Regions from separate parts of the Homo sapiens genome. Here region 1 is linked to region 2. The links are chromatin loops, found by intact Hi-C in ENCODE. Cell type or tissue: MCF 10A. All regions are shown on one strand. Each heading gives the region's core, and the rest is flanking DNA. Links, peaks and the distances in the headings are about the cores only. Region 1 overlaps WARS2-AS1 (WARS2 antisense RNA 1). Region 2 has its middle 28 kb from the start of TBX15.

Region 1 (15,921 bases), core at 6,792-11,791, 260 kb before region 2:
TTTATTTATTTATTTATTGTATGTTAACTGTGAATTGTAACTGAAAGAAGGTATGGAGCACAAAATTCCTGCCCAGTGAGGAGAATTTCATGATAATTCTTTGACTACATAAGAAATAAGCAGATTTCATGGTTCTCTGGGGAGACTAAGAACACATAGTTTGAGGAGAACACACAGAAGCACTTTCTCATAATCAACATAACTCCTTGGAAGATTTTATTTCTGCACTATGATCATATGAGATTAGATATTAGATACATCTTAAAAGTCATTCCTAGGTTTTGAAGAATTTCAGACACGTAGATTCTCAAGTCCAATTTTCACCATTGCTAAAGTGCAGCCCTTAAGTTATCTACAAAAGACTGTGAAAACTTGAATCATATAGATTATATACAGGTCAAAAATCACTGGGCTGTGGCTCAGCTTGACCTATGTAGATCCAGTGTACTTCACAATTTAAGATCTGAATCAAAAGCACATGTATTTTTAGCATATATTTTTATTAGGGTGACAATGGTTTTGACAACTGTATTCTCCTAAATTTTTACTTGGTGGTTGAATACCATGGAAACTTTAGAAAACCTGTACTGATAAGCTGTGGAGGTACCCCATTTCAAATACCAGGGCAAGAAAATTGATGGTATCTTAAGGGTTGATGCCTTTTGAAAATTAGTTAGGCTAGAGGGAGAGAAAGAGAGAGAATCCTCTAATGCTCATATCAATTATTGGAATGATATGCTTCAAAGTAATACCTGCACCGCTGTTAACCCCTTCTCAGCAACTTGCTTTATGTAGTCCTTCTTGAATACTATGTACTATGGAATCCAAGCTTGTTACATCATATCTTATTGTGCAGCACACATAGAAGGGTCTTTTGTGAACTAATGCTGGGATAGATCACTAAATGCCAAATTGCTCCTGTAATTAGAGATGAGGTTTTTTGGCTAATTTCAAGTGGTCATTCTACCTGATCTTCTTTGGGAACCAGAAGACAAATTGGACCAATTATTTGCATTGTATCAGAATTCTTCTGATCAAAGATTCCAGAGACACAGATCTTTATTGGATATGGACTGTCAGCTTGAGTGGCTTTAACCAGAGTGAGGACTCAACTGTCTTCCTGAGATAGCTGAGTGCTGGTGGCTTGGGCTGGGCATGGGCTCTACCTCTTCACTTGAGAAGTCTTTTTTATTTTATTTTTTGAGATGGAGTCTTGTGCTATAATCTGTAGAGCTACAGAGCACACTTCAGTGGGAAAAGAGGAAGAAGAAAGAGGAATAATGGTTAAGCACAAAGAGAGAGATTGATTCTAAAAACCAGAGTAAAATTGGGAACAGAGTGAGGGGTAAGATGTATTTAAGAAATTCTGCTGTATAAATCCTGGTATAACCTGACAATTTGGAGTTGTCACATATAATCAAGTCTCTATTGGCTCTGAGACCAGATAACTAACTTGCAGTAAAATATCCATCTTTCTTTAATATCATCCTTCAAATCTCAGTGTCCTTATCTGTAAAATAGGAATTTTAATATCTTTCATTCAGGGATATTAGGTGGATTAAATTGAATACTGCAGGTGAGCTGTTAAGCACTCTACAAGTACTCTTTGATGTGACCTGAAATATATCTTCAGAAACATTTTGTTTTTGTGAAGATCTACATTATGGATGGAAAATAAGTTTCAACTTGAATGTTAAGTTCAGTAGTTGGGAGTGGCAGTCTGAGCACAGTGCTGAAAAATCTTTGTTTCTTAAGTTTTCTTTGAGCATTCATTCATAGACTTATGCTATCTGTGAAGCTCTCAAATTAATAAACTTTTGTAATATTTGTAAAGCAACGCAGCTTTTATGGCTGTTTGTAAACATTTGCCCCATCCACCATGGGTGCCATAATGATATCATTGACCACATGAAAACCAGAAGAAAAATATGCTGAGATTCTCTCCCATCTACTGTAAACATAGAAGTATTCAAGCATGTTATTCAACAAGTGGAGCCCTTTCCAAAATTTCAGATCTGAAGATCTTAGCAAATTAAAATTATTAAAAAACCCAGCTTGCCAGCAGGAATATATTGAAAGTATCATCACGTTCAAATTAACCATACAATGCAAATTTAAAGCATATGAAGCCAATATAATCTGAAAAGTCTTTGAGGGACAACTCTTAGTACCATAGGAAAAAGCTCTGTGATCAATTAGCAATGTCTGTAATGGGTATGGGAGGGTTGAGTCACAATATAGATGTTAAGTGTTTCCTATCCAGAATTTAGATGACTAAATATCTAATGTGAAAACTCAAGCCTCTTTGGAGCTGAGGTTTTCATTTTATAGTTAGCATATCTATACCATTATTATATGTATATAATTTATAATTTCAGATTTTTTAAGAGGTCTAAGATTGTATTGATAATGACTATTGCAGATATCTTTCTATAGGGCTCCTGGAATGAGCATTTTGCCATGAACTGTGTATACTAATTTCTACTGAACTAATAATACTGAACTTTCAAATACTTGCCCTTTAGTGGTATTTTACTAATGACACCCATCATGATTTGATCATAGTTTAAGCATATATTTAATGACACTCTATCAATGGTAACATAATTCAAGTGCTATGTAGTTTGTGTAAAAGAAAACATGTTAGGCATAGATTTATTTTCTTTGAAATATTCCTGGTTAAGTACCTTCCCCTCCCTGTAACACTCCTGACCATAGTTTTCCTGCCTCTCTGGAGCAAGGCCCAATGAACAAAGGTGACGTGAGATTATTCCCATCTGAATGGCAAATGATGGTTACAGTGAACAGGCTTTTAGAAAAGGGAATTCCAAGTACTGAACTGAGAGCGCAAGAGGACTTCTTTGATTCACAAGGATTGGGTGAACTCTGCTACCTAACATAGCTTAGGTGTTAGGTGCCACTGTAGGTGGCAATAGGTCCAGAAAAGCACCCCATGGAGTGCTTAGGTGACAGTGCACATCTCTTTCATTGAAGCTCATGAAAACAGGATGATTTTACTGCTTTGCATTTCACATTTGGTACATTTAATGTTTTCGCCTTCTGCCCAAGCTATTTCATTATCATCATTATCAAGACTTTTGATAATCCTCCCCATTATCATGGGAAGTATTTATTATGCATCTATTTCTATTCTGCTAGGCTTACCACAATGTGGGCTGGAGCTCATGGCTTTCCATAGTATCTGGCCTCCACCACACAGCAACAAAGCCATTTAACAACTATTAGAAATTAATATAATTCAGTCACTGGCAGACTGAGAGAGATAAAAATTGGAGATAAAAAATGGGCCCTGTAATGCACAGGTGAGATAAAGTATGTGGTTAAAAAAAAGTAAGTGAATACCATGCCAAATCCTACCCATCCTATAAAGCCTACTCAAATGCATCCTTCTCTAAGAAGCTCACCCATAGAACTTGCTTTACAAAAGCACATTTTTTGGTACTTCTTGAATTCTGTGCCTTTTATGCACATCTTATTTTCTGCTCTCTGAACTCACTGAGGAACATGTCACATATCATGAACATGTTTCATGATACCTAGCACAATGCATGAAATATTCAACAAAGTTTGATGAATGAGAAAGCAAATCAACAAACTCTGTCAAAAAACGTGTTGAATGCCTAAGCACTATGCAAAGCATTGGGGGTATAATGATGAACAAGACAGCCAAGGCCCCTGCCTTCAGCAAGCTCACAATCTAATAGGGAAGGAAGCCCAAGAACTCAACAGGCAATTACTTTAACATGGTATGTACATTGATGTGATTGAATGATATAGAAAAGAGGAAAAGTCATACTTTCTAGCCTGCCAAGTATCTTATGATTCAATATTAAATTTCCCTTTCTCTATTTAGAGCACAAGCGGCAAATTCAAATGTTTTCATGAGCCAGGTAGGTAATATCAAGTAAGACAATAGTGGGGAGTGGGGACTTTAGTGACCTGGAGAGTTTATGCTCCACTTCTAGGATGGAGGAGCTACTCAGCTTCAGCCAATTGTATCATGGAAGCCTGAACGTTGATTCAGTGTTGCCAGATCTAATTTTCTTCTAGGAAGCAAGCAATTTGGATTTTTATGTGAAATCTTCTGATTTTTAAATGTTGGCAACCAATTTTCTATTTTGTGGCTTAGATGTGACCTGAGAACTACCATTGACTGCCTCCAATTCAGGGCTTCCATAGAGTGGTGCCCCTTATGAGGAGCCCACACGCCATGCCTCCCCTGTATGGGTCCCAGAGCCCAGGCTATCAACTCTCCACCTCTCAGCCCTCTCTCTTCTCCTCGTCTTCCTTTCACACCCTATTCCAGTAAGTGTGAAGGGCTCTCAAGCTAAATCAGTTAGGGAAGGGCTGACATCTACAGTTTGTGGGAAAATAGTTTAACCTTTATGAAAAGTCAGAGGTACAGGGCCCCTGGGAGTTGGGGATGTGAGTGGGATGGAAGAGCCTAGTGGGGAACTCTCCCAAGCTTCTTGCATTATGGGCAATGCTCTCCTTTAAAAAGCATTAACAAAGGTCAGATTAACAAGTCAACACTGAAACTGTATCCAAACAAGTCTCCCTAATTGTAGGGAGAAAGCAGAGAAGGGGCTAGTGGAAAAAGTCCAGAGGACAAGACTGACTCCAAAGCCTTTCCCTCTCCATCCACTGGCAGGCTTGGGGCATATTCGATAAGGTGAAGGGAAATTGCAAAATTAGAACTGGCAACTTATACAGAGAGGCCTAGTGCAAGGCCATGGGCCTGAGGCAGGCTCAGAAAGTTGAGGAATTGTGGGGGAAAGAGGATTTGGCAGCCTGACTTCCTGTGGCTGTATCCAAGGCTAATTAGCTTGCAGTGTTCTGTGTGTGCCTGAATGGAAATGATCCCAGTCTTGAGAGGCAGGGGGGTAAGGAAATCAAAAACACATGCAGAAAGAAAGAAGGGGAAGGGATTGGTGGGAGAGGAAGGCCAGGGGTTGTGGGGGGCCGGGGGGAACCTGTCCTTTGGCTACATTTTCTTTTTTCAGGAGAGGGCTCTCATCATTCTGTTTCATGACCAGTAAATCACCACCACAGCCCTGTCCATCACATCTCACATCTGCTGCAGAACTCGTTAAACATCAAAAGACAGGCCTATCAGTTCTGCTTAGTTAGAAGTCTGACTTACTAGAGGTCTAACCAAGGAGGAGTTTGCATGTTTTTAATAATAGCTTAAGGAACTTCGTAGCACCCCATAAATTACTTAATGCAACAAACTCTTCCTGTAGTCCAGCTGGCATTTGAAAGTTGCTGAACCAACCCAGACCTGCCCCTATGGCAATGACTTTTTGGTGGTCACATTCCAGGACACCACAGGGTGTTAGTTAATGCTTTAATTCATAATTCTGAGCCCGTTATTAAAAATGAGTTACGTTGCTGTGTATGTCCTCCCTGGAATGCATGACTCACAATTCCTTTGCCTTTGTCTTTCTGACTCACTGTCTAAAGAGGTAACCTGGCCAGGCTATTCCATATGTGTGCTGTGTTATCACGTTGCCGGGCACCTCAGAGCAAAAAGAAATGGTCTAGTAGAGAAATGGATCAATAACTAGGGGCAATAAAATCAGAACCTTGTCCCAAACTTGAAGGTACATGCTCGACAGATATATTAATATAAATCAGTAAATATTTACCGAGTGCTTACTCTGTGCTAGAAACGAGACATACAAAAACAAATTCTGACATTCTGACTCCTTTTAAAGAGTCCACAATATTGTGGACACATATGAACACTCTGAGGTTTAAAAAACAAACTAACACAAATGGAAGGATAATATTATTCCACCAGTAACCCTTTAGAAGTTCCTTGGGTGTTGGTGCATTTTGCTGTCGCTGTTTGAAGCTAACCTCCTAGGTCTCCAGCCCCTGTGAGGGACACAGTCTGAGTAAAACCCACAACATCTGCTCAAGAGAAGCTTCAAAGAAGCACAATGCTTGGAATCATATCTTCTCTAAGAAAATGTAGGGTCAAAAACTCAACCCAGACCTCCTGACTTCATTTTTTCTACCCATTTGACAAGGCCACAAAAGAAATCTTTAAGCACCTATCTAAGTAATATTTCCTCTACACAACAGTCTATATGGCATGAGGCTAATATTCAGACAAAAATCAAGGGAATACACATCATACTACTAATTTATTATTTATGGCATTCTTGCATTGTGCCAGGAATTGAGCCATGCTGATAAATATTATTAGAACATAATCCCTCATTTCATAGACCTTCCCTTCATGTCAAGAGACAAAGTCCACCACAGTAAGAGAAATGACCAAAGTGTGCAGAGGATTCTATGGTAGCAGGAGAAGGTACTCAACTCAGACATGAGTACTGGTACTAAGGTACTGAGGACAGAAGGCTTTCTTAGCAAAGATGGTGTGTTAAACTGAGTCTCAAAGAAGCAATTAGCCAGAGGTAGGAGATGGGACATTCTAGGAATTCTAGTATCAGTGGTGTAGCTGTTTGCAATGATCTGTCTCCCAAACCCTCAGATGGTCTCATTATCATTGTCTTCACTAGAAAATTAATGAACAATTGCTTTGTGCAGAAGCTGTAGAAACTGTACTAGGTATTATAGATTCAACAATGTTTTCTATCCTTCTGTGACACACAGCTTAGGAGTGATTAGACAGCATGGATGGATGGATAGATATAGAGACAGACAGATGATGGCAATACCCAACCTGTACTTTACTTTTGTGTGGCAGTACCAGTTCTAAGGAGCTTCACAGTGGGCTTCATTTACCCTCACTGTCCTGAGATGGAGGTAGGGAAGACATTGCTTAATCCATTTTGAAAAAGAATAGATTCCTAGGCTAACGAATAGTGCAGATGACCAGTGCACATGCCTGATTACTTGAAAGGAAGTCAAGGGAGGAAAAACATCAAGGGAGGAAAAACATGGGTAAAGGGGGTAGATGTTCTGAAGGGAAGCAGATGAACTGGCCAAGCTGAGATGGGAAGAGAAAGCCATTGCTCTGAGCACCTGGAGCAGGTGCAGGTTCTCAGTTTTGGCAGCAAACTCACCTCTGGCTGAAGCAGCACCTCCATGAAGACCTAGAGGCTAGGCTGAAGGTGCTGTGGACATACCATTAACAGGAAGGCTGAAAAACACATAAAGTAGGAGTGACCTAGGAGAGTCTTCCCTGAGTTGGCCCTTTACAATATGTTTGACCACTTGAGCACCAGCTCTGTGGGGGTCAGCATGGTCTGGGGCTGGGATTATCACTATGATGACTCTTCTTCCACCCCTTCTCTCCATCTCTAAATGCTGCATCCCCCTGGGCTTAAGTCTAGATTCTGTTTAAGTGCCTCTTCCTTAATTTCACAACTAGGTTTAGAGGCTCAACTGAACTACCATTTGTCACAAGGTATTGGAACTCAGAGTGTCTCTGTCTCTCCTACTAGTCTGTGGGCCTTCGAGGGTAAGGATCATGTTCCTATAGTGTCAGCACTTACTACAGAGACTAGCAAATAGTAAGTATGCAATGAAATTTGTTGAATAACTAAATAAATGAATGGGTTTATGTACATAAGAATATCACCAGATCCCCCAGACCATGACATCTGTGGTTTCTATATAAAGAATCCAGTTCCTAGGGCATACGGGATTTTTTTTTTTTTTTTAATCTAGAAGCGCTTCTACTCAGAAACAGTCTTATTTCCAAACACTATTTATGATGGTCTTAATTTTCTTCTTTTTTTTTTTTTTTTAGAAAGAGTGTCTTACTCTGTTACCTAGGCAGCTGGAGTGCAGTGATCACAGCTCACGGCAGCCTTGAACTCCAGGGCTCAAGCAATCCTACTGCCTCAGCTTCCCAAGTAGCTGCAACTACAGGCACATGCCACCATACTCAGCTAAGTTTTTTTTTTTTTAATTTTTTGTAGAAATGGGGTCTCATTTTGTTGCCCAGGCTGGTCTTGAATGCCTGGCCTCAAGCCATCCTCCTGCCTCTGCTTCCCAAACTGTAGGATTACAGGTATGAGCCACCGCATCTAGCCTGTGATTGTCTTTTTGTTGTGTCAACTTGGATAGACTACAGTCTCTGGTTACAGAATCAAATACAAATCTAGGTGTTATTGTGAATGGAATTTTTAAATGTAATTTAAGACTATAATTAGTAGACTTTAACAAAGGGAGCGTATCCTAGATAATCCAGGTGAGCCCAATTTAATCAGCTGAAAGGCCTTAATAGCAGAGCTGAGGCTTCCCTGAAGAGGAAGAAATTCCACCTGCAGATGGCAGCTTCCACCTGTGCCTGACAGTTCCAGTCTGCCCTCCTGAGTGCCTGCCCTACAGACTTCAGACTTGCCTAGCCATCCCCCACAATCACATAAGCCAATTCTTTGTAATAAATCTCTTAATATTTATGTCCTATTCATTCTACTTCTCTAATTGGATCCTGACTGATACACTATAAATTCAAAGTGTCTTAGAGAGGCTGAGCTTGCAGTTTCCCAGTGTACTTTCAGTAAATAACAGAATGTCAAACTTTCAGAGCTTTAAATCAGACATACTCTTATTCCTGCTGATACATTCTACCAAGCATCTTTTCCTAACATGGACCAGTTAAATGTCTTATTTTTCTTTTTTTTTCTCCAAGAAATAGCGTCACTTGCCAAAGATGTTTTAAGTTCATTAATTTAACCCTTCTCCCCAGCCATTTCTGCAGGTGTGGTAGAGAATAGACCTCCTTAGAAGTTATGGTTAGTGTCAGACTGGGCTGCCTTGCCACCTTGAAGTAGCGTAGATTTGAGAGTATAGATTGTCTTTCAGATTACAGAACTAGTCCCTGACTTACTCCAGAAGTTAAGTAGCAGAGCTTTTACCATGCTTAGTTCCAAATTCTAGAACAACCCCCAGCCTTCTCCAAAGTTAAAAACAGTCTAATTGACAGTGGTTGATTTTGGCTGGCTGGGTGATGATGAAAGAAAGGAGAGCACTTGCATAGTTTATGGTGAAGATAAAGCACATATCAGGCATTGTAATTATCTAGCCGCACACTATAAACTTTTCCATTTCATTCATTTCCGTATCTCTTGCTCTTTATTGTCAGTTGCAGAGGCACAACACTTTTCTCAGGATTCATGATCAACTCTGCCCTTTGGAATTGTTCCTACTGTCTAAAAATTAATTCCACATGCATGTACAAACTTACATTTTATTTTCTCACTGCCTTCTGATTTTAAAAATGGTTCTACTTTCATTTTGTCATAATTATGCTCCTTTTTTAAGTAACACTTTTAATATTATTGCTACTTTTGCACTTCTCAGATATGTGGAGTCAAAAATGTTTCTAGAACATTTCAAAATCATGCACAAATGCAGCAAATTACCAAGTATTAAGGAGTAAGTGGTTGGCAGAGACCTAAATGGCAGGGCATTGGACAATAGCGCCATCTGTTGGTTGTGGATAGAGCTGGCTTCTCTCTATTCGGTCTTTATTCTTAGGTATAAAGGGTAATTTCCTGTGATAGTTCCTAGGAGGAGGAGCTTCTGTCATGATTTCACACACCCTTGACGTACTTTCTTTCTGTGAATGTTAGAAGCCTTTAATAGTAAGGGTCACTTTGGTCCCAAGTGGTCAGGCTGGGCCTTTGGAAGGCCAGGTGAGCCCACACAGGGAGTTCTGCGTGAGCCCCTCATTGCTCCTATACCAGTGCCACAGCTGTTTTCCAGTGAGAGCCATTACCTAGATTACAGGTTCTATACTCTGGCTGCACCTCAGAACCTCTGGGTTGTGGCATAGGCTTTGTGATTTTTTCAAAGTTTGCCAGTTGATTCCAATGTATAGCTAGGGCTGAAAAACACCTAAAGGAAGAGAAAGACATGGAAGAATTAACATTCTACACATTTGTTAAGATCTCCATTTTCCTCATGCCAGCATCCACTCTTTTCAGCCAAAGCACTGTTTACCAAATGTATCCCAAGGAGATATTAGAAACAAACAGGTTTCATGATTTTTCCAAGATCAGCCGATACTTCTGTGGCAGGTCCAGGTCTGGAACCTGGCACCCAGAGACCTAAGCCACAAGAGCTGTGAGCTGAAAGCCATCAAGTGTCCCAGTTTATAATTGTGTCCTCATCTGTAAATGGATGGCTTTAGACCTGAGTTTCCTTTTCCTGGAAAGATAAAGCCACCAGAGGTGAACTTCATTCTTCTTTTAGAGAAAGGAGGAAACAGGACGACTTTTGCAGCCTAATGTGACAAGGCAGCTTTCTACCATCTCAAGAGAGACCATAGCTCTTGGCTACGGTTGCCTGCAAGCCCAAGAATGGGACACAGGAAGCTGAATGAAAAATCCTCCTATCTTAGAAGCTTCCCAGGAATTTCATTAGGGCTGTTTATCATGAAAAGTTGTTTAAGATTTAGGGATACCTCAATATGTGTTCTAACGTGGAAAACAGACCTTTCTTTACTCAGTGGAAGAAAATATTGAATTGACAAATGTATTTACAAGACATTTCTGTGCCAACAGGTCACTCTCTACATTTCCTGATATATCATCTCCTGACACATTCTTTCAGAATTTTATGACTATTAGGATCTAAGATTGGATGGAACTAGGATTGGATCCAGTTCAGCAGTTCCTTAGACCAGGAAAATAGCCCCAGCTGTCAAGTAGCTCTAAGCAAATGACTTTAATCTTCCTAAACTTGAGTCTGTATCAGCAATAAATGGAGTTATTGTTATAATCAAATAACAGAGAGCACAAGAAAGGTTTGTAAACTATAATGTGCCATATAAAGCTCAAGCAATATGATGAGGACTGTTTTTCACTCTCCAAAGGGAATCTTTCCTCCAACCAAGTCCCCTCTTTGTCAATCACAGTGAGTGGAATATGCTTGGCCCCACCCTCTCCAAGACTGTCCCTGTGTCCCCATCTTACCCTCTCATCCTGTCCAAATCCTGCCATTATTCCACACCCAAATCAATTTTACCAAGTTCAAGAAAACACTTTCTGACCAATATAGTTCAGTGATTTCTCCCTTCTCTAAATTTCTGTAGCATTTTACAATTGATGCCAAAGAATGTATAAATTCAGATGATTTGCCTTGCCTCCTGTTCTTTCATCTATGTCCTTTCTGTCTCCATAACCTTTTTTAATACACCTTTTATAGAATCAAAACACACATACAGAAAATATGCATGTAGCACAAAATAACCCATGCAAGCACCACCCAGATCACTCACCTACAGAACCCTGTCAGCATCTGAGAAGCCCTTCTTGGGCACCTTTCCAACCACTGTCTCCACTCTCCTTCCAAAAGATGCCCACTCTGCTGACTGCTAATACCATACATTAGTTTCACCTGCTTTTGAGTTTTCTATAAAGTGTGTATTATTTGATGTCTAGCTTCTTTTGCTCAACTTTACACTTGTGATAATCATCCATGTTGTTGTACGTGGCAGCAGTGTCTTCATTTTAATTAATTTGCCATTTCATGGATATATCACAGTTTATCTCTCCATTCTATTGTCTGAGGACATTTGAATTGTTTTTAATTTGGCTATTTTAAATAATGCTGTTATGGACATTCTTATGTTTGGCTTTTAGTAAACACTTGTATGCATTTCTTCTGGGCATATATCTAGGAATAGAACTAGTGGGTCATAGGGTGGGCATATGTTCAACTTCAGTATATACTAACAGTTTCTCAACGTGGTGATTGCACCAATTTACACTCCCAATAGTAACGTATGTGTGTTCCATTACTCTATAGCTTCACAAATACCTGGTATTTTCAGTCTTTTAAATGTTAGCCACGTTGTTGATATACCATATATTTCACTGTAATTTTAATTTGCTTTTTCCTGATAGCTAATGAGGTTGAGCACTTTAAAAAAATGCTTATTGGCAATGTGGATATTCTGTTTTGTGAAGAAAATAGCATCCAATTTTTACTAGGTTTTCTGACTTTTTAAATTGTGAAAAATTTATATGAAATGTCATTTTATATATAATATTTTTATACATACATTTTCTTCCATTCTATAACTTTCTTTTCCTTCTCATAATGGTGTCTTTTATAAACAGAAAATGCCAATATTTTAATTTTTTTTAGGAATGTTATTTCTTATTTAAGAAATCCTTGCCTGCTCCAGGCATACAAAATATCATTCTATGTTATTTTTTAGAAACTTTACTATTTTACATATCATTTTTTGATCTAAAATCACCTGGAAATGATTTTTTTTCTTTTTCTTTTATTTTTTTTAAGAGACGGAATCTCACCCTGTCGCCCAGGCTGGAGTGCATGGAGTGCAGTGACACAATTTTGACTCACTGCAACCTCTGCCTCCTGGGTTCAAGCAGTTCTCCTGCCTCAGTCTCCCAAGTAGCTGGGAATACAGGTGCACACTGCCATGCCTGGCTAGTTTTTTTTTGTATTTTTTAGTAGAGACGGGGTTTCACCATCTTGCCCAGGCTGGTCTTGAACTCCTGAGCTCAGGTGATCTGCCCACCTTGGCCTCCCAAAGTGCTAGGATTACAGGGGCGAGCCACTGCGCCTGGCCCTGGAATTGGTTCTTTACATAACGTATGGACAGGAGTCAAGATTGTTTTTTCTCATATGGATATCCAATTGACCATTAATTAAAATAGTGTCTTTTTCCCACTGCTCTGCATGGACCAATGGTGTCCATATACGTGTGGGTCTGATTCTAGACTTTCTATTGTGTTCCATTGGTCTATTTGTCTATTTTTGTGCCTCTATTTGCATTGTATTAATTATTTGATAATAATTATTGTATATAATAGGATAAGTGTTCAAACTCTAATCTTCTTAAAGATTCTCTTACCTATTGCTATCATTGTACATTTCTATATGTAATTCCACACAAATTTATCTACTTTTAAAAAGAACATCTGTTGGAATTTTAATTGAGATTGCATTGAATGTATAGATCAATTTGAGGAGACTTAATATTTTTGCACTATTGAGTCTTCCAATCTATGGATCTCCATTTTAGCTCTTCTTTAATTTCTCTAATATTGTTTTATAGTTTTCTGTGTAAGGTAATACATATTTTTCATTATATTTATGCCTAGATATTTGATGTTCTTTTATTCCACTGTATTTTCTTTAAATTTCATTTTCTACTTGTTCGTTGCTACTATACCCTTACTTGATTTTTATTAATTGTCCTTGAATCCAGTGAGTTTACTAAATTGACTTATTAACTTTGGAAGTTTATCTATAAATTCCTTTGGATTTTCTAGGTACAAAATTGTGTTCTGTGTAAATAATACATTTTACTTCTTTCTTCCCAATCCTTATATGCTTTATTTCTTTTCTTTTCCTTATTGTACCATTACAATTTTAACCTCTAGTATCATGTTAATTAGAAGTAATGAAACCAGAGATTCTTGTCTTATTTTTAATTTTGGGAGGAAAATTATATTTCACCATTTAGTATAATATTTATAGTAGATTTTTGGTAGATGCCTTTTATCTTTTCAGCTCCAGAATTTCTATTTGGCACTTTTTAATAACTTCTATTTCTTTGCTGAAATTCCACATCTCTTCATTAATTATAATCATGTTTTTAAAAAAATCTTTGAAAACATTTATATAGCTGCTTTAAAGTCTTTGTTAACCCCAGAATCTGGGTCATGTCAGAGTATGTTTCTATTGACTGCTATTTCTTTTGATTGTATTTTCTTGTCACTGTGTGTGTGTGTAATACTCTTTTATAGTATGCCAGACATTTTGGAGGGAACATTGTAGTGATTGGATACTGTTATCACCCTCTGAAAAATGTTGATTATTTTTTCTCTCAGGCAATTAACTTGGGTGGACTCAAACCCCAAACTCCCTCCCATATGAGAGGAAGTAGCTGAAATCTCTAGTAAGTTCTTTCAGACTTTCACCTGTTGCTTTTCACTGGGCTCCTCAGAGTCTTCCTCATACATACATAGTTTAGGGATCATCCAGATGTTTGGGCAGAGTTTATGTGCACATTTTGGGGTTCTCTCTTAGGCTCCCGCCTTCCTGACACCTCACTCTCTGTTCTGTTAACCCTAACTCCATTTAATGATTCCTTGAACTGCTAAGAATAATGTTCTCTTCTTGAATTCTTGTAGCCCTATATTGTACAGACTGCAGAGTGCCTTCAGACAAAAGGCATATCAAGGCAAATCTCCATAAAAAATGCTATATTGAAGGGATGAATTCCTCTCCAATTTCTGTCTGCTTTTGGCCACTATCCAGTGCCTTCAAGTATTTTTTTATTTCCCTCAAGAATAATTGTTTTCTACAGAAAGGTTTATCTAATACAAGCTACTACAAAATTAATGGAAGTGGAATGTAGTGAAAGGCTTTGAATTATGGATTACACTTCTTTATTAGGTATAAGACTATTCAGATGTCTTATATTTTTCCCCAGCTTTAGTAAATTGTGTTGTTTGAGAAATTTGACTCATCTAAAAGTTCAAATTTTTTGGCATAAAGCTGTTTATAATATCTCACATTATATACTTTTGTAGATTAAGTATTTTGAATTTATATAAAACTGAGGAAGAAACTAGAGAAAATTGCAGGGCATGGTCCAAATTTAAATCCAACAATACTCTTAAAAATATTCTGTATGACATATATATATACTATTTAAATAGTACCTGTGTGACATTTTCTTATATTTTCTTATATTATTCATTTGATTTCAACTTTATAAAACTTAAATGACAAGAATTTTTTAAATTAAAATAGTTTTCAAAATATAAAATGTTTACATACTTAAGAATTTCTATTTTTTCCAAATATTATCATCTATAAGTTAAAATATATTTGAATTACCTCTCTTCATAAGTTATATATCCTAAAAATTGCCTCAGCCTTTTGCTTATTTTTTTTTTTTTTACTAATAAAATATGCTTTTGAAAGTGGCACTCTAATTCAATTATAAATGAACTAGCGTATACTGCCTAAAAAGTAGCCTTCTTATGACATCTAGATTCAGGTTCTGTAGCCAAAAGAAAAAATTTCAAAAAGATGTTGATTTAAAATCAAATAAAAAATTTAAAAGGCTAGTTCTGTGAATTTTAATTCTTAATGTGATCCATGGTAACCTCATCTGGGAAGTAAATTTCACTTGATACTCAACAAGAGAAAGTTTTTGTATGCTTCTCATGTATCCTTTGTTCATTTTCCTTGTCACAGCCTATAATTCAGTTATCACAATGCATCCTTAATTCATTATTTGAAATTTATACTTACTTTTCTACACTTAATATAACCCCATGTTTTCTCTTCCATTCAACAAATATCAATTTCACCATTTCTGTTTTCCATCAAAGGGTGAGGTAAAAATAGGAAAAGTGAGGTTAGATCTGTGTCTTCTTCATTCTAATGAAAAAAACTACTTTACTTTGACATTCTTTTCTTTGTTTTAAAGTCAGGTTTGTTGAGAAACAGTTTGTGTACAGCAAAATCTACCCTTTGTAAATGCAATGAATTTTGAAAAACATACACAGTTCAGTGTCCACCGCCACCATCAAGATAAAGAACATGTATCTTAACCCAAAAATTTCCTCATGCACTTTTGTTGTCAAATTCTTTCCTAAATTCCCAGCCCACAAACAACCACTTAGTTTTTTCTGCCCCATGTTTGCCTTTTCCAGAATGTCTTATAAATGTAATTGTGCAGTATGTAGCTTATTGAGTCTGTTTTTTTTCCATTTATTATAGTGCATTTGAGATTTATTCATGTTGTTGCCAATAGTTTGATTCTATTTTATTGGTGAGTAATATTCCATTGTATGGATGTACCACCACATTTTGTTAATACAATTACTACTTGACGGACACTTGAAATATTTCCAGTTTGTAGTAATATGAATAAGGCCACTATAAACATCTGTGGATGTGTCTTTGTGTGAACAT
Region 2 (15,921 bases), core at 6,601-11,600:
TTGTCTGCAAACAGGGAGAATTTGACTTCCTCTTTTCCTAATTGAATACCCTTTATTTCCTTCTCCTGCCTAATTGCCCTGGCCAGAACTTCCAACACTATGTTGAATAGGAGTGGTGAGAGAGGACATCCCTGTCTTGTGCCAGTTTTCAAAGGGAATGTTCCACTTTTTGCCCATTCAGTATGATATTGGCTGTGGGTTTGTCATAGATAGCTCTTATTATTTTGAGATACATCCCATCAATACCTAATTTATTGAGAGTTTTTAGCATGAAGGGTTGTTGAATTTTGTCAAAGGCCTTTTCTGCATCTATTTAGATAATCATGTGTTTTTTGTCTTTGGTTCTGTTTATATGCTGGATTACATTTATTGATTTGCGTATATTGAACCAGCCTTGCATCCCAGGGATGAAGCCCACTTGATCTTGGTGGATAAGCTTTTTGATGTGCTGCTGGATTCGGTTTGCCAGTATTTTATTGAGGATTTTTGCATCGATGTTCATCAAGGATATTGGTCTAAAATTCTCTTTTTTGGTTGTGTCTCTGCCCGGCTTTGGTATCAGGATGATGCTGGCCTCATAAAATGAGTTAGGGAGGATTCCCTCTTTTTCTATTGATTGGAATAGTTTCAGAAGGAATGGTACCAGTTCCTCCTTGTACCTCTGGTAGAATTCGGCTGTGAATCCATCTGGTCCTGGACTCTTTTTCATTGGTAAGCTATTGATTATTGCCACAATTTCAGCTCCTGTTATTAGTCTATTCAGAGATTCAACTTCTTCCTGGTTTAGTCTTGGGAGAGTGTATGTGTCGAGGAATTTATCCATTTCTTCTAGATTTTCTAGTTTATTTGCGTAGAGGTATTTGTAGTATTCTCTGATGGTAGTTTGTATTTCTGTGGGATCAGTGGTGATATCCCGTTTATCATTTTTTATTGCATCTATTTGATTCTTCTCTCTTTTTTTCTTTATTAGTCTTGCTAGCGGTCTATCAATTTTGTTGATCCTTTCAAAAAACCAGCTCCTGGATTCGTTAATTTTTTGAAGGGTTTTTTGTGTCTCTATTTCCTTCAGTTCTGCTCTGATTTTAGTTATTTCTTGCCTTCTGCTAGCTTTTGAATTTGTTTGCTCTTGCTTTTCTAGTTCTTTTAATTGCGATGTTAGGGTGTCAGTTTTGGATCTTTCCTGCTTTCTCTTGTGGGCACTTAGTGCTATCAGTTTCCCTCTACACATTGCTTTGAATGTGTCCCAGAGATTCTGGTATGTTGTGTCTTTGTTCTCATTGGTTTCAAAGAACATCTTTATTTCTGCCTTCATTTCATTATGTACCCAGTAGTCATTCAGGAGCAGGTTGTTCAGTTTCCATGTAGTTGAGCGGTTTTGAGTGAGATTCTTAATCCTGAGTTCTAGTTTGATTGCACTGTGGTCTGAGAGATAGTTTGTTATAATTTCTGTTCTTTTACATTTGCTGAGGAGAGCTTTACTTCCAAGCATGTGGTCAATTTTGGAATAGGTGTGGTGTGGTGCTGAAAAAAATGTATATTCTGTTGATTTGGGGTGGAGAGTTCTGTAGATGTCTATTAGGTCCGCTTGGTGCAGAGCTGAGTTCAATTCCTGGGTATCCTTGTTGACTCTCTGTCTCGTTGATCTGTCTAATGTTGACAGTGGGGTGTTAAAGTCTCCCATTATTATTGTGTGGGAGTCTAAGTCTCTTTGTAGGTCACTCAGGACTTGCTTTATGAATCTGGGTGCTCCTGTATTGGGTGCATATGTATTTAGGATAGTTAGGTCTTCTTGTTGAATTGATCCCTTTACCATTATGTAATGGCCTTCTTTGTCTCTTTTGATCTTTGTTGGTTTAAAGTCTGTTTTATCAGAGACTAGGATTGCAACCCCTGCCTTTTTGTGTTTTCCATTTGCTTGGTAGATCTTCATCCTTTTATTTTGAGCCTATGTGTGTCTCTGCCTGTGAGATGGGTTTCCTGAATACAGCACACTGATGGGTCTTGACTCTTTATCCAATTTGCCAGTCTGTGTCTTTTAATTGGAGCATTTAGTCCATTTACATTTAAAGTTAATATTGTTATGTGTGAATTTGATCCTGTCATTATGATGTTAGCTGGTTATTTTGCTCGTTAGTTGATGCAGTTTCTTCCTAGTCTCGATGGTCTTTACATTTTGGCATGATTTTGCAGTGGCTGGTACCAGTTGTTCCTTTCCATGTTTAGCACTTCCTTCAGGAGCTCTTTTAGGGCAGGCCTGGTGGTGACAAACTCTCTCAGCATTTGCTTGTCTGTAAAGTATTTTATTTCTCCTTCACTTATGAAGCTTAGTTTGGCTGGATATGAAATTCTGGTTTGAAAATTCTTTTCTTTAAGAATGTTGAATATTGGCCCCCCACTCTCTTCTGGCTTGTAGAGTTTCTGCTGAGAGATCTGCTGTTAGTCTGATGGGCTTCCCTTTGAGGGTAACCCGACCTTTCTCTCTGGCTGCCCTTAACATTTTTTCCTTCATTTCAACTTTGGTGAATCTCACAAATGTGTGTCTTCGTGTTGCTCTTCTCAAGGAGTATCTTTGTGGCGTTCTCTGTATTTCCTGAATCTGAATGTTGGCCTGCCTTGCTAGATTGGGGAAGTTCTCCTGGATAACATCCTGCAGAGTGTTTTCCAACTTGGTTCCATTCTCCCCGTCACTTTCAGGTACACCAATCAGACGTAGATTTGGTCTTTTCACATAGTCCCATATTTCTTGGAGGCTTTGCTCGTTTCTTTCTATTCTTTTTTCTCTAAACTTCCCTTCTCACTTCATTTCATTCATTTCATCTTCCATCGCTGATACCCTTTCTTCCAGTTGATCTCATCGGCTCCTGAGGCTTCTGCATTCTTCACGTAGTTCTCAAGCCTTGGTTTTCAGGTCCATCAGCTCCTTTAAGCACTTCTCTGTATTGGTTATTCTAGTTATACATTCTTCTAAAATTTTGTCAAAATTTTCAACTTCTTTGCCTTTGGTTTGAATGTCCTCCCATAGCTCGGAGTAATTTGATCGTCTGAAGCCTTCTTCTCTCAGCTCGTCAAAGTCATTCTCCGTCCAGCTTTGTTCCGTTGCTGGTGAGGAACTGCGTTCCTTTGGAGGAGGAGAGGCGCTCTGCTTTTTAGAGTTTCCAGTTTTTCTGCTCTGTTTTTTCCCCATCTTTGTGGTTTTATCTACTTTTGGTCTTTGATGATGGTGATGTACAGATGGGGTTTTGGTGTGGATGTCCTTTCCATTTTTTAGTTTTCCTTCTAACAGACAGGACCTTCAGCTGCAGGTCTTTTGGAGTACCCGGCCGTGTGAGGTGTCAGTGTGCCCCTGCTGGGGGATGCCTCCCAGTTAGGCTACTCAGGGGTCAGGGGTCAGGGACCCACTTGAGGAGGCAGTCTGCCTGTTCTCAGATCTCCAGCTGCGTGCTGGGAGAACCACTGCTCTCTTCAAAGCTGTCAGATGGGGACATTTAAGTCTGCAGAGGTTACTGCTGTCTTTTTGTTTGTCTGTGCCCTGCCCCCAGAGGTGGAGCCTACAGAGGAAGGCAGGCTTCCTTTGAGCTGTGGTGGGCTCCACCCAGTTTGAGCTTCCAGGCTGCTTTGTTTACCTAAGCAAGCCTGGGCAATGGTGGGCGCCCCTCCCCCAGCCTGGCTGCTGCCTTGCAGTTTGATCTCAGACCCCTGTGCTAGCAATCAGTGAGACTGACTGGTGGGCCACGTGTGGGATATAATCTCCTGGTGTGCCGTTTTTTAAGCCCGTTGGAAAATCGCAGTATTCGGGTGGGAGTGACCCGATTTTCCAGGTGCCGTCTGTCACCACTTTCTTTGACTAAGAAAGGGAACTCCATGACCCCTTGCGCTTCCTGAATGAGGCAATGCCTCGCCCTGCTTCGGCTTGCGCATGGGGCGCGCACCCACTGACCTGTGCCCACTGTCTGGCACTCCCTAGTGAGATGAACCCGGTACCTCAGATGGAAATGCAGAAATCACCCGTCTTCTGCGTCGCTCACGCTGGGAGCTGTAGACCAGAGCTGTTCCTATTCGGCCATCTTGGCTCCTCCCCCTTCTACTTGCTGTTTTCTAGTCATCTTTAAAGCTCCTCTAACTCAGCACAAAGACAAAGAATTCCCTGGTGATTAGTGTGCACCCACATTTATGCATAATGGTCATTTGCTTTTGCCTCTGGGGCATCCTGAATTCATCTCTTCCCCCTTCCCTGTATCGCGGTTGATGTCCAATTCAGCTACTGCTGTCATTTCTCTTATCTATTGCTTTTTCTGCTTTTTGCTAAAGAAACAAACCCCTTCCTGAGCCCTTTTCAACTTTGGCACTCTTCTAGCTTGGTGCTTCAGAACTCCCGCCCATGCTGTTGTTGCTGTTTGTAACGTGTAAAATGTTCCTGTCAAGCTTTTCCCTGCCTCCCATGTAGGTTACATTACTCTCTTCCATGGTCTCCCTTGATGTCTAACACTACACGCTTATATTGTAACTGAGTGTCTCTTGTGCTCTTCCTCTCCTCCCACTATTCTGCAACAACTACCACCATGTGTCTCACTCTTACCCACTGTCAGTCCCATTGTTCTTTCTGCCCCAGCTACTATCAAGGCTTCCATTCTGGACTTCCATGCATTTCTCACACCTACAACTTCATATTCACCAAACCATGTGTTCCTCCATGCTCCTCTAGTGAGTACAGGACATTCTCATGCTCCTTTGATACACTGGCGTATTGACATGTTGATATAAATGAAAGGGTCTTGCTTTTAGATCCATATTAATACCAAATTAACAACATCTGTATTAAGCGTAATTGCTTCCCTATCTCACTTTATTCCCCCCCAAAATATGTACAAATACATAGAGAACCCTAATTGTATCTATTGCTCAGATTTTTGTCACTGTACACGTATATTTGCCATAAAGTTTTTGTGACAGAAACTGCCAACTATCCGCCAGTATCCAGTCTCTTTTTCCTCCTTTTGAAGTGGGAGAGTTCCCTGATACCTCTCGCAGGATGTGTGACAGGGTTGTGGCTCACCTGTTCGGTCACCTCACTGCTCAAATCCCTAGCCAGAGGGGGAGCATACAGATGGGCATGTGCAGGGCCCAGGGAGAGCGCTTTTGGGTCTGGCCCCACAGTAGTATCTAGAGGTGGGTACCTGCAACCCCAGTGCTACAAAGTTCTTTCAGCTTTGCCATTGCAGACAGCTTGAGTGTTAATCAGCTCAGTGGACCCTCTGCCTTTTTGCAAAGGCAGAGGGCCAGTGTGACAGCCTTCTTTATCCCGAGCTCTTGCCCAGTGTCCTGGAAGAATCAGGTCACACGCAAGCTTGAGGATAAATGCAAGATTTTATTGAGTGGTGGAGGTGGCAGTGAGATGGATGGGGAGCTGGAAGAAGGGGATGGAATGGGAAGGTGATCTTCCTCTGGAGTTGGGCCACCCAGCAGCTGGACTCCTTTCTGACTGCCCCCAGCCAAACTTCTCTTGGCATTCAGATGTTCCTCCTCTTCTCTTTTTCTCTGCCACGTTGTTCCACCATCCATCATCTGGTCTGCTGGCTTGCTGGTCTGTCCCTGGAGCCTGGGATTCATGGCTTATATGGGTGCAGGACAGGAGGCATGGCGGGCCAAAAGGCAACTTTTGGGGCATAAAAACAGGAATGCCTATTCTCATTTAGGGCCCCAGGATCCAGGCTTGAGGCTGGGGCCTTTGCATGGAGATCATCCTCTTCTATCCAGTATTTCACTGTGTCCTGTCCATATCATTTTTTAGTAATGGAACCCTCACTCTGAATTTTAGCAGAGCACATAGCCCAAGGTAGAGACTAAATTTCCCACCCTACCCCTACAGCAAGGTATGGGCCTGTAAATTCGTTCTAGCCAATGGGATATGAGCAAAAGTGATTTGTGCAATTTCAAAGTCACTTCTTTTTTAAAGCAAAGTGTTCCTCTTTGCCCACACATCCTGAAACAGCATGTTTGACCCATTGCTGGAAACCACAAAGGAAAGATGGACAGAGTCAACCCCTCAGCCTGGGTTTCCGGACTCAGCACGCACAGCTACCTTTCTACCCTGGACTACTCACCTACCTCTGGACTGTTGTGTGATAAATCACTTTTATCATATTTAAGCTATTTTGTCTTGGGATCTCTGGGTTCCAGTACTTTAGGTACTACCCCAACTAATATACTGATCTTACTAGACTCTTTGTCTAATGTCTTGCCTTCAAGTAGGTTGCTTCAATTCAATGCAACCAACATTTTGTGAAAGCCTTCCATATGCTGAGGCAGCGAGTAGTTCTCCAGGTATGGTTCTCAGACAAGCAGCATCAGAGTCTCCTGGGAACTCATCAGATACGCATATCCGCAGACTCCACCCCACACCTACTGAATGAGAAGCTCCAGGAATAGGGCTCTGTAATCAATTTTAATAAACCCTTCAGGTGATCTAGATGTACAGATGTTTGAGAATCACTGTGCTGGGGTGAAGTGGGTCAGGAGCAGGAGGTGGTTGAGGGCAGAGCTAAAAATGAATAAAAACCACCTTCTATCCTGAAGGAGTTTACATTGGAGAGAGAAGTACAGAGAAATAATGTTATGAAAACAAAATTATTGTCTTGACTTTCTGCTATTTCCTGCTTCCCTTTTTCTTCAGATTAATTCACAACAATTTAGCCTAGATTGTTTTAGTTTTTATATGTGATTATTTATAAACAGCCTAAAATTTTAGGCCATCTGGGTCTATGCAAATCCTAAAAGGGGAAATAATTTAAGTTACATTGGTAGATAGGGTGAACAGAGATTAGTTCACCAATATTAGAATCTTAGAATCGATGAGGATTTACTGAAACCAAGAATGGGGTGTTATTTTTCACAGTGGGTAGTAAAATTACAGTACTTATTACCCTGTAAAGGGTTATATGGCCTAGAAATAAAAACAGTTGAGCATGGATTAGATTTATGAGTGAGAAAGTCATAAAATTCCAATAAGCATGAGTTAGGAATGTTCAAATTATTTCTGAAAATGTCTGACATCAATATCGTAGAAGGAAACTACCACCTTTGCTGTCACCACCTCTTATTATAATCTTCAGTGTTCAGAACACTAGTCTAGACCAGACCAGACCAATGTGGTATTCGTTGTGGGCTGGCAAGTAGACTGTGTGAGAATAAAGACTCTTGTACCTAATGTGTTTTGTATAAAACCTGTGCACACTTCAGATTAGATAGATAATAAAGGTAGAGAAGATAAGGGAGACAATGGATGCAACTCATAAAAGAAAATAATTATGATTTGAGATTAAAGACAGTTTGCCATTATTCTTACTAACAAGAGACAACCGAGATAATTGAAATCTGAAGATAATCTAAAACCTAAATAAAATATTATTATTACTATACACAGCAAACTAATCTAATGTCTTTGGCATAGGAGCCAAATACTTTGGACAGTGCTAACATGATGAAGAAGAATTAGCAAATTCAAAATCTAGCCAAACTTGGGACTTCAGTGAATCTATAATAGTTTCTTTGGCATAATGAAGACATGGCAGTTAGCATTGCCCTACTTCCCCCAAATTATGTGACTCTTTAAAAAAAGGGTTGAATTTCCCCACCTGCTGTTAGAAACACAAAAGTCTTTCTGCATAGCTGCTAAAAATTATTTTAGCTTTGGCCCATACATTTTTTTAAATCTTGCAGTGTCTTTACTGTCAGTTTGGTAAGATACAGCCACTTTATCTCTTTTTCTCCCTTCTTTTTTCTTTTAAGAATTCTTCATCCATCTTCTTTCCAAAATTACTGTGAGTCAGGATTTCTATTCCAAATAATTTGGAATCAAAAGTATTCAACAGTCTGGAGGCAAATTAGGTTTTTATTGCATTTTTATTAAGAGCAAATTGAACTGTGTGGGCAGGCTAGAGAGGGGCTCCTCTGTAAGGCTTCAGCATGCCCCACTGTTGCACCCAGCAAGGACTCATGTTACAAGAATTACATCTGTGATCTGCTTTTATTGACTGGCCGGGCCCAACAGGCCCCTGGACATTGTCAGACAAGTTAACTCCTTCTTGAGCCTCAGGAACCTTCCACAGGAGGGCTTATATGGCTCCCACAGGTCTCTCTGTCTTTCTTCTTATAACTTACAAATATTTTCCTAATATGAAGTAGTGTTTGGTAAACTATAACGATATTTCATCTTCACAAACCCCTATAATACATAAGAATTACTGGCCGGGCGCGGTGGCTCACGCCTGTAATCCCAGCACTTTGGGAGGCCGAGACGGGCGGATCACGAGGTCAGGAGATCGAGACCATCCTGGCTAACACGGTGAAACCCCGTCTCTACTAAAAATACAAAAATTAGCCGGGCGTGGTGGCGCGCGCCTGTAGTCCCAGCTACACGGGAGGCTGAGGCAGGAGAATGGCGTGAACCCGGGAGGCGGAGCTTGCAGTGAGTCGAGATCGCGCCACTGCACTCCAGCCTGGGCGACAGAGCGAAACTCCGTCTCAAAAAAAAAAAAAAAAAAAAAAAAAAAAAAAGAATTACTGTCCCCATTTTAAAGACAAGTTTTCCCTGAGTACTTTGTTACCAACTTATATGTTTTTTTGCAGTTGAAATTTGTACCATAAATTACTATCCTTTTTAAAAACTCTTATGTGTTCCTATTTGTAAGTGTCTTGGAATACAAATTGTTGCAAAAAGATTGAGGGCTTTTATGTGTGTTTTTGTTTTTGCAAATTACTCCAATATGAATCACAACGCTGAGCACAGAGCAAATGCTAAATTAATGCTTACTGATGGAAAACAACCCTGATAAGAGAGAGGTTAGAGGTTGCAAATTCACATGGCTTCACGGAACAGGTAAGTATGTAAATCCATTAGATCATTTTACAAATATTTATTCAGTGCTTATTATATGCCATGCAATGTTCTAGTCACTGGGTGTACAGCAGTGAACAAAAAAGACAAAAATCCCTGCCCTCTTTGAATTGACATTGTAGTGGAGAGATACAGACCATAAACCAGCAAGGAAAGGCAGGTTGCCAGGTGATGAGTGCTATGTAGAAATAGAAAGAAAATGGAGAAGGAGCATTATGAACTGAATTGTGTTTTCCCCAAATTTACATGTTGAGATCCTAGTCCCCAGGATGTCAGAATGTGACTCTTTTGGAAGATGGGCCCCTTAAAGAGATGATTAAGTTAAAATGAGGCCATTAGGGCATATCCTAACCCAATTTGATTTATAAGCAGAGGGGATTAGGACACACAGGCGAACACCAGGAGAAAAGACCATGTGAGGACATGGCAAGAGGGTGGCCATCCACAAAGCCAAGAAAAGCGGCCTCAGAAGAAGTGAAACCTGCCAGACCTTAATCTCAGCATTCTAGCCTCCACGACTGTGAGAAAATAAATTTCTGTTTAAGCCACTAGTCTGTGGTATTTCGTTATGGCAGCCCTAGCAAACTAATACAGGGTGCTTGTTTTAATAGAGTTTCAAAGGATGGTTTCATTTAAGCAGAAGACTGAATGAAGTGAGAAAGAAAGCAATGTGATACGTGAGGGAAAACCAGTCCAGGCAGAGGGAACATCAAATGCAAAGGTCTTGAAGCAGAAGGATGCTTGACTTGTTTAAAGAGCAGCAAGGAGACCAATGTGGCTAGAGTCAGGTAAATGAGAGGGAAAGTGGTAGATGAGGTCAGAATGTTGATGGGGGTCAAGGCTTTACAGGCCATGGTAAGGATTTTGGCTTTTACTCTAGGGAAGTAGGACTGGGGAGCCATTGTAGGTTTAAGTTATAAAAGGTTCATGTTGGCTATTATGTTAAGAAATAGACTACAGGGGTCAGAGATGGATGTGGGAAGACCAATTAGGTGGCTATTTTGATTGACCATGCAAAAGGGAAGGCTTGGAGTAGAATAATGGAGATAGAAGTGGTAAGGCATGGTAAGATTTGGGATACCTTTTAAGGTAGAGCTGACAATATTTGCTGATAGATTGGTTGTGATATTTGAGAGAAAAAAAGAAGTCAATGATAATTTAAAGCTTTTTGACATGAGAAGTTAAAAGAATAGACTTTCCATTTACTGAGATGGGAAAGACTGTAGGAGCAACAGATATGGAAGGGTTAGGAGTTTGGTTTTGGGCATTTGGAGATGTTAATTGATCACTTGTCTACCTGAAAGTAGAAGTTGGCCAGGCATGGTGGCTCACATCTGTAATGCCAGCGCTTTGTGAAGCCAAGGAAGGAAAGTTTCTTGAACCCTGGAGTTTGAGACCAGCCTGAGCAACATAGTGAGACCCCCATCTCCACAAAAAATAAAATAAAAAAATAAAGTAGCCAGGCATGGTGGCACATGCCTGTAGGTCTAGCTACTCAGGCGGCCTAGGTGGGAGGATCAATTGAGCCTGGGAGGTTGAGGCTGCAGTGAGCCATGATTGTGCCTCTGCACTCCAGCCCGGGCAAGAGTGAGAGCCTGTCTTAAAATATAATAAGATAAATAAAAAATAAATAAAAGTAGAAGTCAGAGAGAGGTCCAGGCTAATTAATTAATGAATTTCAAAGTCATTAATATATAGATAGCATTTACAGTCAGGAGTCTTGATGAAATCTCTAAATGAGTGAGCATGGACAGGGAAAAGAGGATGTGCAAAGACTGATCCTGTTTAGAGGTAGAGAGAAATGAGAAACTATGCAGCAAAGAGCCTGAGAAAAGAAGCACAAGATGACAAAAGGAAAAGCAGGGTAGAGTTTTGATTGCCCTGAAAGCCAAGTAGAAAAGCTATCTTCAGGAAAAAGACTAGTCTATGTCAAGTACAGTGAGGACTGAAAAAGGATCACTGGATTTAGCAATGTGTGGGTCACTGTTGACCTTGATTAAAGCAGTTTGGGTGGATAGTGGGGTCAAAAGTCTACCTGAATATATTTAAAAAGGAATGGAAAGAGAAAAATTGGAGACAATGTTCTTGACAACCCTTTCAAGGACTATTGCTGAAAAAGGAAGCAGAAAAATGCAATAGTATGACAGTGATTTGGAATCAAAAGAGGGTTTTGTTACTGTCTTAGTCCATTTTTTGTTGCTATAACAGAATACCCAAGACAGGGTAATTAATAAATAAAATAGGTTTATGTAGCTCATAGTTCTAGAAGCTGGGAAGTTCATGATGGGGTAGCTGCATTTGGCAGCTTTTGGTGAGGGTCTCATTCATGTCATGTCAAAACATGGTGGAGAAATGGAAGAGGAAATGGGCTTGCGGAAAAAAGGACAAAGCAGTAGAGGTCACCTCACTTTATAACAACCCACTCTTCTCTCTCAGGAGCTAATCCATTCCTGCAAAAACTAATCCATTCCAAAAAAAAGAAAAGAAAAAAAAAACACTCTTGTCTTTCAAGAAAGACATTAATCTGCCTTAAATACTTAATCACGTCTTAAAGGCCCCAACTCCCAACACCATTACATTGGCAATTAAATTTCAACATGAGTTTAGGAGGGGAGAAACCACATCCAAACCATAGCAGTTACTTTTTAGAATGAGAAAAATAATTGCATATTTGGATGGGAGTGATCCAGTAGAGAGGGTGACTTTGATGATTGAGAAGTTAGAAAGGACAATTACTGGAGCAATGTCCTTGAGTAAGTATGAAGGAATGGGATCCAACCTGTTCACATGTAGACAGGATTTGGATGGGAGACCAGAGAAGAGAGAAGGAATATATAGACACAGAAGCAGATGGATTTTTACATGTGGTTAAAAAAAAAAAAAAAGCATGAAGAAGTTCTCTTGTTGCTTCAATTTTATCAGTGAAATAGGAATCAAGGTCCTCAGCAGAGGACTGGGATGAGGGAGGATGTGTTGGAAGTTTAAGGAGAGAGGAGTAGGAGGTGTGAAATAGTCATCTAGGGAAGAGGGAAATGTAGTAGAACTGCCAGGCAGCATTTAAGGGCTCTCTTGATGCTAAGGAACATGAATTTACAATGAGAGCAGTCAGCTCAGTTGATTGTTTTGTTCCAACCACATTCCATTGTGTGGGTGTAGGTGGAGACAGAATGTAGATAGAATTGGATTTAACCTAGAGCTGGGCTTCGCCAGGTGATTGAAACAACGGACAAAGAGGTAAACGACCTGAGTACATGTGCCAGATGCCAGGGTGTGAGTAAGGGTCATGGCATTCACCCAGGGCAAGGCGGGAAGTGAGGATGTGAGGAGTGTGGAGATGTTGAACGATGATAAAAATCAGTTGATTGAAGGTCCTGGTGGTGTCAACAAATTGAGGGAGTGAACTGGAAAGAGAGGCAATGTTGGTCAGAGCTTGAAATTAAGATTATGGGGGTTCAACTCTTGGTAATGACAAAGATCGAGATATGGCCCAAGGAATGACTGTTGATATAGAGTGGAAAACATAATCTCTGGAAGACAGAAGGTCAAGAGTCTACGGTATTATAAGATCATTTACTTCAACATGAAACCACAAAAACTATGCTGGGAGAAGCACTAGAGACAATGATAATGATCCAGGAATAAAATCTTCAAGAAATGAGGGAGAGTGGTCTTGGGAGTCTGTAGACTGATAGCATCATTTCCAAAACCTGGGGCAGCAGGGAAATTAGGGAGAAGAAAGGGATAACAACCTAGAAGTATCAATAAGGAGCAAAGAGGACAATTTCTCTACCTCCAGCTGCCAGTATTTTGTGTAGGCTGGAGCACAAGATTCCCCACAATTCCAGCACCAGCTAGGTAGCAGGCCTGAGCTGAGTCGTGAGTGCGGAGTTTTTCCGTGGTCAGCACTTTGGAAGATTATGTTGGGGGCATTCAGAAACCTGTGGTTGGCCATGTGGCTGTAATTTCTTAAACTACAAATGCTCTTTCATCATTTATGTCATCAGTAAACTTTCATAATTCCACTGTTTAGCCCTACTAGTCTGAATTCTAGTCAAACACATTCATTTTTGTTTTTTTTTGTTGTTGTTGTATTTGAGAGGGAAGATGAGTAAGGAAGGGACTTACAGCTAGTCTAATTCTTCTTGAAAACTTCCTTAGAATATCTCAGAAACTTCCAGATAGGGCTGCTGTCCTAGAACAAGCTCTCTCTCAAGTAAGGAAACCCGGAATATCTGGGGCTGCCCAGGTAGACACAATCCCTCTAGGAATCTGCTGTGATTTCCTTTGGCAGCTTTGTTCCCAAGGTCTGCAACCACTGGCCCACAGTTGCTTTAGGCCACCATTTTGCTTGCTGTGTGTTCCATCTCAGTAATACCACTAAAATGACACCATTTTTCTAGGCAAAGATACTATTCTGCTCTGGATACTCCCAGCTTTTAGAGTTAATTCCTCAGCATGAGCAGCTTTGATTTCCCAGAGCGCACCCACATTAGCCAGCAAGAAGAAAAGAGCATTGAAGTAAGTGATGATGCAGAATCCCTCAAGTCATTTCCAAAAGAGGCATTCCAGAAATGTTTTGAGCAATCATTTTTATAAGCTATAGAATCCCAGGGTAATTTCTTAGAGGAACAACTCTCATTTGTTATAAATTCCGGGGTTTTAAAAGATACATCAGCCCCATTACTCTCTACACAATTTCAATCCTTTAATTCTTTAAAATTTCTTACCTGATCAAAAGGAAGAGCCCTGCCTAGTTACAGTTGCTATTCACCATTATAGGTAGCGTGTATGGCTGAGATAGAAAATACTTCTGATTTTGTGGATTTTGGATCAAACCCAGCATTGTGTGCCTTCTAATTTAGTCAACATTCAATTCAGCTATAGGGGGTTTTTAACATGCTAAAGCAGAAATGTAGTAAATAATCAAAAGGTGAAATAGTCATTACTAAGAAGGCCAGCATTCCATATTATGCTTTACATCCTAGGTGCAAGGTGCTACTTAGATGGCAATTCAAGAACGCAGAAGTCATTCTAGTTGGAAAGCCATAACTTGATCTCCAGTGCCTATGTTTGTGATGGGGAAATTTTCAACGAAAAACACAAAAGAGGAGAAAATAGAATGCTCCTTGAAAACATATTCTATGTCTTATTACACAGTCTGGCACAGGCACATAAGCCTACATGATGCCTTGGCTCCTATGGGAAAATCCAATTGATTGGCATTCCTTTTCCAAAAAATATAACCTTCTGTGAAGATATATTAAGGTTGTCTCTTTCCTGATTCTCTCTGGCCAAGCAGAATACATTTATAGGAAAGGATGTCATGGATGTGCTTGGAATAAGGCCAAACTAGTGCCCCAGTGGATAGAACCTCTGTGATGATCTCATTAGTATCCACACGAACTGACTGCTAACCAGTCATCACAGCTTATGACAGTGCAGCTCAACTCATCCCCTTTTCTGTGCATTCATATCCTAATAAGGTAAGATCAGGAGGGAAAAGTGGTAGTTCTGGAGAGAATGTGGGCAGGAAGAGATATGACCCAATCAAAGGAGGAGTCTGAACAAAAATTTTCCTACCCCTGGACCACTATTACCCATCTACAGGGATACTTGGCACTATCCAAGGGGATACCTGCACATTAACTTCCACTTAACATGTTCCATCTTAAGCTGAATCTTCCCCTTCACCATACTCTAAGATGATTAATCAATGTACCCAGCAATATGCAAGATGTTGTATATAATGAAAGTATTAACATTGAGTCTCTGATCTCATGTTACAGTTCAGTGGGGGAGACAAAATTTAAACTGATTAAACATAGTGCCTCACGATTTAGCAGAAATGGTCTTGCTTTGTAGGACACACATTAGTGCAAGAAACTTGTCATTTTTTAACTAAATGGAGTTAAATTACCAATCCTGTTTGTGCTCCTTTGCTTTACATTTCTCAAACATTCAACCAACAATTATTTGTTGCATGCTGCCTGTTATAAGCAAGGCACTATACTGAACTCAAGAAAAACCATGATAAACATGTAATATTCCAAGGATATTAGTATTGATTAGTAACCCTCCCACACCAAATTCAGCGTGGCATTCTAAACAAATACTTTTTTAAAATATGATTTTAATCTTCTCTTTCCCCTTCTGGTGCGCATTTTCAATCCTAGTACAAAAGCACTGAAAGTATTTTGGTGGAGTGACATGCAAAAAAAACAAAAACAAAAACAAGTTTGTGGTGTAAAAGAATAAACGGTATTAGCACTCTCTTCTGCCCCTGGAAACATGAGGACTCTCTGACTGCTCTGGGGGTTCCCGTTCTTTTGGAAGCCCTCAGCTGGTCTTCAGCAGCAGTGATGACATTAAGGAAAATTGCATTCTGCTGCAGAATTCAGTCCCTTCATCTTTCTCCTTTCTCTAGAGCATGAAGCTAGGGGCCCATAAAGGATCCAATATCAAAAGGAAGAGGGTAATACCACTACATGGAGAAGAAAAAAATAATAATTACCAAATTTCCTGAATAGTAAACAGCTTTTAAAAAGAAGAAAAAGCTGAACCCTTTGATAGCTTGGCCCTTGGTCTGCCCGTGAATGCCTTAAGGATTATATCATCAGACTGACTCCAGCAGCCCGCGCTATTGTTTCAGAAAGAGGAAACTAGAAAGAAGGAAAAGAAGAAGAAAAGGGGATGGGTGGGAGCATGTCTGCCTTTTGGGGAGGAGAGCGTTTGATTTTTGGAAGTGCAGTTATCAAATGTAAGGCTAGAAAGACAAATTGAACAAATTCTCAGTGTCTGTGGGCAGGAGGTTTCTGGGGCCATTTTTTCCTTTTGGGGGGATTAACATAGCCTTTGGATTCAATAACTTTTCTATCACAGATGAAATTAGCTCCGAAGAGAAATAAGCGACCTGAGATTGCCCAGAAATGTTATTCCTGAAAACCATCACCTGGGGGCAGTCTTGGGACTGTTAATTTCCTCTACCTCACTGGTAGATAATTCACTACTTTTTTTCAACGATGTAGTGT

What was found. A loop is a pair of places that touch in the nucleus more often than their neighbours do. Peaks named below come from ENCODE experiments on the same cell type or tissue, not always from the same donor. Only the 100,000 strongest peaks of a DNase experiment are listed, where the experiment ranks them.
Region 1: a loop joins it to region 2, with 3 times the contacts of the local background. A loop is called at or near these places in 6 of 110 quality-filtered maps.

What each region holds. Positions count from the first base shown.
Region 1 is chr1:119,269,113-119,285,033 of GRCh38, reverse strand. It overlaps WARS2-AS1 (WARS2 antisense RNA 1), which reads right to left. Exons shown (of 7, transcript NR_125975.1): 7 at 9,061-9,846. Among named protein-coding and RNA genes, the nearest start is that of LINC01780, 51 kb to the left of the region's middle. In MCF 10A, for the core only: CTCF peaks have their summits at 8,265 (motif pointing right) and 9,432 (motif pointing left); a DNase peak (open chromatin) is centred at 9,423.
Region 2 is chr1:119,008,790-119,024,710 of GRCh38, reverse strand. No RefSeq gene overlaps it. Among named protein-coding and RNA genes, the nearest start is that of TBX15, 28 kb to the right of the region's middle. RefSeq lists a cis regulatory region at 7,538 and an enhancer at 7,454-7,623. In MCF 10A, for the core only: no CTCF peak of the experiment used is centred there; no DNase peak of the experiment used is centred there.